Linked DNA regions of Mus musculus: region 2 is linked to region 1. Evidence: chromatin loops called from intact Hi-C (ENCODE). Cell type or tissue: gastrocnemius. All regions are shown on one strand. Each heading gives the region's core, and the rest is flanking DNA. Links, peaks and the distances in the headings are about the cores only. Region 1 overlaps Ptpn3 (protein tyrosine phosphatase, non-receptor type 3). Region 2 overlaps Epb41l4b (erythrocyte membrane protein band 4.1 like 4b).

Region 1 (5,370 bases), core at 131-5,130:
TGATTCCAGTGACATTTTTATTGAAAAGGGCATGGTGGAGGTGGTGGGTGAGTGGGTGGAAATCTCTGTGTGTGTGTGTGTGTGTGTGTGTGTGTGTGTGTGTGTCAGCTTTCTTCTTTTTTCCTGTTTTTTTTTTTAGTACTATCAGTCTCCAGGAAAAAAATTATTAATATTTGAGGTTTCCTGTCCCGAGCTAGTTATAGAACTTTACCTAGAGCACCTTGAATTTATTGCTAGGGACTCAAAGCACAGCTTCTGTCGTCCTATGTACCTAGTCTGTGGTCCTTGCTATCCCAGACGTTTGATTTTTTTTTTTTTTCAGTCTCTGGTCTGCTCTGCCCTCCTTCCCACAGGTGAGCGACACATCTCTCTTCCCACTGCCTAGGTCTTTACATCTGGTCCTGCCTTGGTATCTGGTGCTGTCTCTCCGGGTGTCTCTGCCTTGGTCCCCCAGAACAGATGGACCTTGGATGGATAGCTTGAGCATCGCCTGGAAGACTGGGAGATGCTTAATTCTTCATGCATTTATTGGTTTATTTAACGTACTTAACGGATTGCCCGTCAGTGTTGAGTGTCAGAGGCCCAGTGAGCCAGAGTAGCACCCGACCTCACGGAGCTAGGCTGGTAGTAGGAAATGAAGTTAGAAACCCACATCATGACTTTTAAGTGCAGAATTACAGTGAGCACAGTTGAGAGTCTAACACATTGGCTGAGAGACCCAGGAAGGCTTCCCCCAGGGAGTGGTGTGTGTGTGTGTGTATGTGTGTGTGTGTGTGTGTGTGTGTGTGTGTGTGTGTGTGTAGAATGGTCAGAAAGCAGGGAGCACGGCATGGGGGAGGGGGAGCACGGCATGGGGGAGGGGGAGCACACCCTGGGGGAGGGGGAGCACGGCACGGGGGAGGGGGAGCACAGCATGGGGGAGGGGGAGCACAGCCCCCCTCAACCTTCATCTGCATTTGCGCCTCCTCCAAACCGCTTAGTCTCAAGTTCTCCCTGAGCGCATCCACAGGATGCTGCTGCGGCCTTTGTGTTCAGTTGCCAATCTCTTTATTCTGCCTTCCCACTCTTGAGCTCTCTAGTAAAACCAGCTAAAGACGGAGGGTCGGGGTTGGTGAGGCGGCACAGCAGGCCGAAGCGTCTGCCCTGCCTGACAATCTGAGTTCAATCCCTGGGACCCACTCACGTGGGAGAAGGAGCCACCGGTCTCCTGCGAGTTGTCCTCTAGTCTCCTCAGGCACACACAAGCACACACAATCTTAAGATGTAAAAACAAAACAAAAAAAACCAACGTGGAGAGAAGCCATACAGCAGCAACCTCTGCTGACCTCTGGCTTTCACTTGTAGGCATCGCTGCACACATACAAAAGCATTCAGGACCATCCAGAAGCGGCCACTAGTCAGTACCTGGAATTGTGCCTGGCTTCTTAACAGTAACCATTAAAGTAACATTAAAGAAAATCCTGCTTTGCCCACAGCAAGGATTCATTTCTCTGCTTGGCTACATACAGGTGCATGATCTGAGCATGCCATGATTTACCCATCCTTCAGCCGATTGGAATTTAGATCTCTTCCCATCTGCTGGTATTATGAAGAGTCTTGTACGTATATATTTGTGAATGAAATGTGTTGTTTCATTGGACACATACCTAGGAATCAGATTGTCATATCTTGGAACGTGGTGGTGTGTTCAGCTTGGTAGAGATTTTCCCCAACAGTTTGCCAAAGTAGTTGTGTTAATTTAAGATATATATGTATGTATGTATATGTGTGTGTGTGAATAGACTGTCACTGTCTTCAGACGCACCAGCAGAGGGCATCAGATCCCATTACAGATGGTTGTGAGCCACCATGTGGTTGCAGGGAATTGAACTCAGGACCTTTGGAAGAGCAGGCAGAGCTCTTAATCGCTAAGCCATCTCTTCAGCCCCAATTTATGTTCCTTGCAGCATCTCAGAGAGACGGATAGCTGAACCCCTTCCACACTGTTCTCAGTTTTACGTCTGTCCTCGTTCTGTGGCTCTACTTTGCATTTCTTTGACAAGCGATTGCCTAAGAACCTCATTTCTTCCCATTTTTAAAAAAAGAAATGCTTCACCTTTATTTTCAGTGTGTCTGTGTATGTGCATTTTCCTCAGCGGCCGGAAGAGGGCAGGGTATTGATTCCACCGGAGCTGACGCTAACAAGTAGCCATGAGCTGCCTGATGTAGGTGCTGGGACTAGCTAGAACTTTGGTCCTCTGCAAGAGCTGTATCTGCTCCTAACTGCTGAGCCATCTCTTCAGGCAAAATATGATAAATCTTTAAAAAAAATTTTTTTACAAAGAAATAGTTCTTAATTTTAATATAGCATAACTTATTAACCAGCTTTTGTGTGTTTTACATATTTCTTTCATGCTTAGTTTTGCAAAACTTAAAAATACCTAAGGTAGAGCGAGGTGGCGCACGCCTTTAATCCCAGCACTCGGGGGGTGGGGGGGTGGGCAGAGCCAGCCTTTGAGATTTCTGAGTTCGAGGCCAGCCTGGTCTACAAAGTAAGTTCCAGGACAGCCAGGGCTATACAGAGAAACCCTGTCTCAAAAAACCAAAAAAAAAAAAAAAAAAAAAAAACCACCACCACCAACAACAACCTAAGGTAGGAATTTTCCTCTGGGAAATTAGAAGGTACTACCTTAGAGATAACAGGGCAAACAGATAAATAAGCCACGTATGTATTTCCTTGACCTAACGTGGCATTGCATCTTTGAGCAACAGATTCTGCTTAGCAGTGGTTCTCAATCTTCCTAATGCTGTGACTGACCCATGTATACAGTTCCTCATGTCGTGATGACCCCAAACCATGAAATTATCTTCATCGCTACCTCAAAACTATTCATTTTGCTACAGTTGTGAATCGTAATGTAAATCTCTATGTTTTCCAGTGGACTTAGGTGACCCCTGGGAACAGGTGTGTTTGACACCCTCCCCAAAGAGGCCACAGGTTGAGAAACACCAGCTTAGCACACCTCAAAAGTCAAAAATGAAATGCAAAGATGGTTTTGTTACCCTGCTCTACCTACAGGTTCTGCAGCTGATGCTGTGAGGAGCCAGGCCGTCCTGCGAGGGGCTGTGTAAGGCCTGATTGCCTGCCTGGAAAGCACTGACAGGTGTCTTCATCTTGCAGGTTACTCGGCGGCCGTTATGACCTCCCGGTTACGTGCGTTGGGTGGAAGAATTAACAATACCCGAACCTCTGAATTGCCCAAAGAGAAAACTCGATCCGAGGTCATCTGCAGCATACGGTTTTTAGATGGCTTGGTACAGACCTTTAAAGTTAACGTAAGTTCTCCATAATTTTTTTTTCTTTCTGCCTAAATCAGTTCTTGGTTTACAAAACAAAAAAGAGGTTGTTAGCTAACAAGGAAAGCTTGAAATTTCAGAACTGGCACGGTGAGATGGGGCTGGCCATGGGAGCTGTGCTTCTGTCTCTTCTTAGGGATGTGAATCTGTTGGCATCTTCTAAGGTTGATGGCTCTGGGATGTTGTTCCCCTCCCCGAATAGTCCCCTAGGCAGAGCTGGCCCTTGGATGACTATGTCCTGTACGTGATTTATTTGAGCCACGTGACTTTGTGTTTTTAAAAATAGCATTAAAAGAAAAAAAAGCAACCTAGGATATAAGTGTCCTGCTAAAGTGTGAGCCCCATGAGGACAGGCCGGGTGTCCTGGCATAGCACTGGGCACTCAGCTGTGCTCTGTGAGATGGTCAGCCTCGTGGGTGGCAGGAATCCTAAAGGTCCTGCCTGGCTCCTGCTCCGAGCCCTTGATCTCAGATCTTCATGTAAGCAGCTATGAGAGGCAAGGACGGCAGCTGCCTCGGCTGGCTCCGCACCCAGCCACCACCCATGCCCAGGGACTTCTTGTGTCTCTCAGTCCTGATGGCGTCAACTCCAAGTCACCTGTGCCCCAGTTTTATGTGCCGAGAAAGAGAATGGTGATAGAGGAGCCGGGCTGGATGTGATGATAAAGGCCTGTGATTCGGCACTCGGAAGGTAGACTCCAGAGCAGCAGAAGTTCGAGGCCAGCCTGGGCCTCAAATAAACAAACAAAATTGGGGAGGGGTGACCAGAAAAGGCCATAGCACTTAAACCTTAATGAAAACTGACAGACCCCTGCTGTAGCTGCTACTGTTACCCTACCCTACCTTCTCCTTCCACAGGGACTCACTATGTAGTCCAGGCTGGCCTGAACTCGCTATAAAGACTACGCTGCCCTAGAAATCACAGAGGCCTGTCTGCATCTGCTTGCTAAGAGTTAGCGTTAAAGACTTGTACTACCACCCTTGTGGGGTTTTACCCAGTCACCTCCCCCCTTCCCTTCCTCTCCCTTTCTCTCCTTCCCTCCTCCAACCCCCCTGTTTCTGTCTCTGTCTCCTCACCACTATTAGTCATCTCGGTTCAGGCAAAAGACAATTTTTAGTTCTTCTAAACCATGGCCAGGGGAGCTGCCCCATACAGTGGATGTGAGAATGTTCTCAGCGGCACACAGGACCCAGGGGTGCAGACAATGGCGGTGATTAGCAGAGACTCCTTTCCCAGCCTTCCTCCCCTCTGCCTGGCTCTCTTCTTGACCTGTCTCTAAGGCCATGTTCTGCTCTTCTGAAGATGAGTTAACACTTATTGTTATCAAGAAGGAGAAGGGCAGATAGCTCAGGGAGTGATGGTGCCTGCCATTGAGCCTGACAAGCCTTGAGACCCACATGGTGAAAGGCCAGTTCCCGGGGAACGAACGGCCTGAGCCCTGGGGGGAGAGAGCCAGAGATAAGTGAAGTCGGAGAGGTTCCAAGCAGGGATGGGGTGAGAGGCCAGCTGGAGCCCGGGCATGCTGGCTTCTACACGGGGTAACGTAGAGAGCTCTGACTTGCAGCCTGACATGGCGTGACTCAAGGGTCACTCAGTCTGAAGTAGCCAGAGGGGAAGAGGACTGATAGACTACCATAGCAGTCCCTGAGAGAAATCCTGGTGGTGGGCAGAGCAGTCTTGAGAGCTTGGCTAGAAGGCAGTACCTGGAAGATAGAGCCAAATAGTGACAGTGGGGCTCTCTGTCATGTTTTCCTGGTCTAGTTTGTCCTCTTTGTATTTCTCTTCCCCCACTTTATTTATTTATTTATTCATTCATTCATTCATTCATTCATTCACAGTCTCACTGTATATCTATCCCCTGCTGGCCTGGAATTCGATATGTAGACCAGGCTGGCCTCAAACTCTCAGAGATCCACCTGCCTCTGCCTCCAGGATGTTGGGGGATGAAAGGTGTGCGTCACCACATGTGGGATTCTCTTTTAATTCCTTTGGGAACTAGAACGGAATAGAGTTGACACATGAGTGTTTTTCTGG
Region 2 (5,370 bases), core at 305-5,304, 150 kb after region 1:
TGTGTGTGGTGTAAATAGAGGCAGTTGATTAAGAAAGGGAAAACACAGCATCCCTAAGGGTGGCCGTGGGCTAGTGAGCAGGGAAGACAAACACGGAAAAGCCGGTGGGGAGCTGTAAAATAAACAGCCTCTCCAGTCCTCTGTTGACCCCGCCTTCCTGGAAACCTGTCTGCTGTTCCGAGTCTTCCTGGCTGTCATCTGCGTTTGCTTGTTTCCTGCTTTCCTGGGCACTGAGAACCTTGGCTTCTCCCACTGTCCTCTGGCACTGGCCAGTCTTTTGCCCATCCCTGTTATCAGGAAACAGACCCTCCCTTCCGCCGACTTTGACCGCTGAGCCACCCATCGTCGAGTCTCCTTATCTCCTCCCTGTTCTCTGTCCCAGGTCTTTCTCTTCTGTGGGTGAGCACACAAAGGGGGAATTCACTGGATCTCATTTCTCTTCCTTCTGCAATTGTAAAGTGCCACCTGTGCCTTTGTTCACGGATGCAGGCCGGGCTGGGAGTCCAGGGTGCTCTCCCCGCACTTGCACTCCAGTGAAAGATAAACACCCTGTGATTCTCTAGGTATGGGCTTCAAAGCAGACACAATAAATCTGTGGTGCTGAGGGAAGGAAGGAAGGAAGGAAGGGACGAAACCTGTGAAGAGGCACAAGGAAGCCTCCAGCAGGTCGAAGTTAAACTGGGGAAAGTCCTAGAGGGTGGCTTCCCAGGCTGTCTACACTGGGGAGTGCCTTAACTGGACCTGTCCATTTTCTATGGATGTCACACTTGAGTCTTTTTTTTTTTTAAGGCAACTAAAGGTCTAAGCAAGGTCTTAAAACAATACTAACCATTTTATATAAAAATTTGTATTTCTAGATTTTCATCAAACACTGGGAAAACGTGATATGTACTCTGCCTTGCCTCAGAGTGGTGAGCCCGTCCCATCCCTTGGTGATCAATTTTTGGTCTCTGCAGCATCCATTAGAAGTTGCTCAGAATGTGTGACAACCCTGTTATCGATGTTCCCCTTCCTTTGCACACTCTAAGTTTCTTAGAAGGCATGGGATTGGGACTGGTTCAAGTCTGGTTTGGTGCCAGAGCCTTGGGGACTCGTGCCTTTCCAGGTGTGTTCTGCCCCAGCTAGTGGAAGTTGAGGTTAGTTTATGACCAACCTGGGCAGTTACTATATTTGTTCTTAGGTGTTTGGTTCTGTAAATAATTTCCTACATGTGCATTCTATTTTAAAGGAACATTTCACAATAGTCCTGGTTCAAGTTCCTGGCCTGCTTGGCATTCCATTGTCCCTCACAAAAATGCATATGTGAGTGGGCTGTATTTCCCCCCACTTAATGGCTGGGCAAAGCACACTTTGGTATGGTGGACTTACAGCCAAGGCCTTAATCACAGCAGCTCACGTTAACTGCAAACCATATGCCTGGGGAGACATTTTGATGCCTCTCTTGCAGACCCAAACCTGAGGGGAGACTGAGTCCCACACCTTCCTTTTCTCCATGTGAACCTGTATGAGCTTCTCCTCTGTGCTCGGCCACTGGACACTAAGCTTCATGCCTAGCTCCTCCCGCCTCCCTGCAGACAGGCAGTGACTTCTCCTCTTTTTGTTTTTGTTGTTGGTTTGTTTGTTTGTTTGTTTGAAACAAGCTGTCCCTCTGTAGCCCTGGCTGACCTGGAACTTACATCGTACACCAGATGGGCCTTGAACTCATAAGAGATCCACCTGCCTCTGCCTCCTGAGTGCTAGGATTAAAGGATTAAACCATACGTGGCTACTTTTTTTTTTAAGATTTATTTATTTATTCTTATTTTATGTGTTTGGCTGTGTGGAAGTACACCACATGTGTAGCCGGTGGCTTTGGAAGCCAGAGAGGGTAGAGGATGCTCTACAGCTGGAGTCACAAGAAGTTGCCAGCTGCTATGTAGGTGCTAGGGACTGAATCTGGGTCCTCCGCAAGAGCAACAAGTGCTCTTAACAGCTGAGCCACCTTTCTAGCCCCTGCATTAAAAACAAAAACAAAAACCACCCCCTAAGGCCCCAAATAGCATGAACAACAAAATTATGGAGTCACCACCCCGCCCCCAAAAAAGAAAGATCAAAAGTTAAAACCCATCTTTAAAACCAGCTTCGTTTATGTGTGCCTGCATCCGATGAATGGATAAAGATGCCCCAGTTATAGTCTTAGGACTTTTGGAAATACAGGTGGTATTAAAGGAAAAGTTTCCTTGACTTTTCTCTTCATTAACCTTTAGAGCTGTTTACACACACACACACACACACACACACACACACACACACACACAGTGTAATTACTCTGAGTGTAACAATTGGTGTCATTCTTGTTTACAGAGTGTCAGAGACCTAAGGGGTAGGCATTGTGTGTACTGTTGTCTTCAGCACCAGCGCCTAAGGGCTGCCATGCAGTGAAGGGCCTTGCTTACAGTGGGGTGGGTAGAGAGGTCCTGGACACTGTTCTCGCTCCCCCATGGAGCAGGGACAGTGCTGAGTGTGCTTCCTCATTTTTGCCCCAACTCCCCTTGGCAGCACAGGCTTCATTTTACAGATGAAGCAAACTTACAAGGCGCAGGGTCTGAGTCTGACTCTGCTGGCTGTAGGCCTTGGGACCTAGAGGCCAACCTTCTCTAACTGGAAGCCCCGTCCCTCCCTCCCTCCCTCCCTCCCTCAGTTGGCTAGAGAGACTGAAGCAGTGTGCCACCTGCTGGGAACATTAAACAGGGAAGTCTGCACTCTTCATTCTGGTGATGGAGCTAAGACCACAGTGCTGGTAGCACTGCTTTTCTTGGGTGGGGATGGCTACCCCTGTTGCCCTTTCCCTGTCTTCTGGTGGACTTTCCTCAGAGCATCTTCATCCCTTGTGTCTCTCTGTGCCCTGTCCTGTCCTGTCCTGTCTTGTTCTCTACTCTTTTCTTCTTTTTTTTCGCACGTGTTTAATGTGTGTGTGGTATGCACACCACAGGGGGAGGGGGGCAAACTTGGCGGTCAGAGGACAACATTGGGAATAAGTTCTCTCCTTCTACCATGTAGGTTCTGGGACTGAACTCAGGTCACCATGTCTGACAGTAAGCACCTTTATTTAATGAGCCATCTTACCAGCCTGACTGCTCTCTATAGACACGGATGGGTTAGGGCTCACCATGATAGCCTTATTCTAACCTGACTCTTTTAAACGCCCTGTTTCCAAGTACTGTGACATTCCGAGGTCAAGGCTTCTATGTAAGACTTTGAAGGGTCAACACTGCTCAGTCACGTAACCTCAAGAAATGCATCCCCACCCTCTGCTGATAGTCATGCTACCGAGAGTGAGGCTACTGCCACCCCTAGGTGTGTCTTGTGGGTAAACTGGGGCAAGGCCCTGATAAATTCATCACCAGACTTCACGCAATTGTGAGAAGTCTTTACTGGTTAGAAAACTCTTAGACATCAGGCTCCACCTGAGCTGAACAGGAGTCAGGACTCAAAACCCAAGCCCGTGTCCTCCCGGCCCCGCGTTACTCGGTATCCAGTCAGATGTGAAGATCCTGTGAAGGTGAACTGTGAAGTTGAAAGTTGTGGTTGGAGTGAAGGCTGGGTTCTTAATGGGACTGGGCTTAGGGGGTGCTGGTTATGAGGTGGCATTAATATGCCTCACTCTGTGTGTGTGTGTGTGTGTGTGTGTGTGTGTTTGTGTGTGGCCAGCAGTTTATGTCTGGTATCTTTCCTATAATGTTTCTCCCAACTTTTTATTTATTTTAACTTTTTAAAAAAGGGTCTTTCACTGAATCTTAAACTCAGCAATTTCATTAGGCTGCCTAATGAGCTTCGGGGATCCACTTGTCTCTGTGATCTACATTCCACACCCCCACCCCACTGCTAAGGTGGCATGGATGCCTGGCCTCTCTCCTCCCTTCCCTATCCTCCCCTCCCCTTCCCTCCTTCTACACCCTCTCTTTTTCTTTTTAACATGGATGGGTTCTAGAGATCCAAACTCGTACTTTCAGGGCGGGTGTTTTGCTGGCTAAGTCATCTCCGTAGCGCTCATAGCACTCTTCACGTTTGGCCCATGGGCCGTCACAGTTTGGGGGGACATCTACATCCAGCAAAACTTTGTTTTTTTCAGCTCACAGTTTTCTTGGCTGGTTTCCATGGGGATGTGCTACATACATATTTACTGATGTACAGTTATTTAGTTGCAGAATTCCCGGGGTTGGGGGTGGGGGAGAGGTGTGTGCACAAAAGTACTTCCACACTTGATTCACAGGGCTGCCCTGTTTCAAGCCCCATCTCTGACATAGAAGACATCCACGCTGTAGTTGCATGTTACTGCTCCCCTGGGCACCAGTTGATTTCATTGTACTTTTGCTTTCTTTTGTGTAGTGGTAGGTTGGCTTCCTCCCCTTGCCTTATCTCTTGCTTGGCAGAGGGAGTGAGTGAGTGAGCAGAGAGAGAGCAAGGAGGCAGGGAGAGAGGGGAAGAGAGGAAAAAGGGAGAGAGGAGGAGGAGGAGAAAAGTGTGTGTGTGTGTGTGTGTGTGTGTGTGTGTGTGTGTGTAAGAGTGAGCGAGCAATAGGAGTCCTCCAAACCAAGCACTTCTTAAAGTGATAGAGCTCTTAGCACCTAAGCATTTGTTTTTCCAGCGTCTCATGTTTAGTTCTCAAATTTTGGGAGCAGAAGGACAAAGCATGTCTCTTGCTTGGCTGTCCTAGGCAGCAGACTGTTCAAGACAGTCTTAAGAAAGGCCATTGTCAGGGGTGGGGGTGCACTGGAGAGATGGCTCAGCGGTTAAGAGCACTGATTGCTCTTCCAGAGGTCCTGAGTTCAAATCCCAGCAACCACATGGTGGCTCACAACCATCTGTAATGAGATCTGCTGCCTTCTTCTGGTGTGTCTAAAGACAACGACAGTGTACTTCCATATAATAAATCAATAAATCTTTGGGCTGGCAAGAGTGGGGGTGGGGTGGGGTGGGCCTGGAGTGAGAAGAAAAGAAGAAGAGGAGGAGGAGGAGGAAAGACAGACAGACAGAAAGGCCATTGTCCTCAGAAGGCTCCAAAGTAGCTGCCTGCACACTGACCTACTGATAATGTTTGTCCCATCTGTCAGATGTAAGGTTTGAACATGTAAGTGTTCACTCCTGGGTAACTGGGTAACTTGGTAACTTGGCTGTTGGGACTAGGTCCACTTATTATGGCCCTCCAAGGCTGTCCTCGTGGGGGCTTGTTCCCTTACACATCATGGTGTCTCACTCTGCTGGATGAAGGATGATCACACTTTAGTTCAAGGTCAGAAGTCAGTCCTTCAGAGCTGTTCTGAGTGAGAAAGGCATTGTTTCTGTGCTATTAGATGATAAAGGGAACGTCCTGGTGTCCAAAGCTAACAC

Evidence for each region. Hi-C counts contacts between places; a loop is a spot of excess contacts. Peaks named below come from ENCODE experiments on the same cell type or tissue, not always from the same donor. Only the 100,000 strongest peaks of a DNase experiment are listed, where the experiment ranks them.
Region 2: it touches region 1 in a loop (4-fold over the local background); 2 of 42 quality-filtered maps call a loop at or near these places.

The regions. Positions count from the first base shown.
Region 1 is chr4:57,267,968-57,273,337 of GRCm38, reverse strand. It overlaps Ptpn3 (protein tyrosine phosphatase, non-receptor type 3), which reads left to right. Exons shown (of 26, transcript NM_001384115.1): 2 at 3,161-3,315. The coding sequence starts at 3,178. Among named protein-coding and RNA genes, the nearest start is that of Gm12536, 29 kb to the left of the region's middle. In gastrocnemius, for the core only: a CTCF peak has its summit at 2,131 (motif pointing right); a DNase peak (open chromatin) is centred at 2,151; H3K27ac peaks cover 2,326 bases.
Region 2 is chr4:57,118,090-57,123,459 of GRCm38, reverse strand. All of the region lies in intron 1 of Epb41l4b (erythrocyte membrane protein band 4.1 like 4b), which reads left to right. Among named protein-coding and RNA genes, the nearest start is that of Epb41l4b, 22 kb to the left of the region's middle. In gastrocnemius, for the core only: a CTCF peak has its summit at 2,736 (motif pointing left); a DNase peak (open chromatin) is centred at 2,574.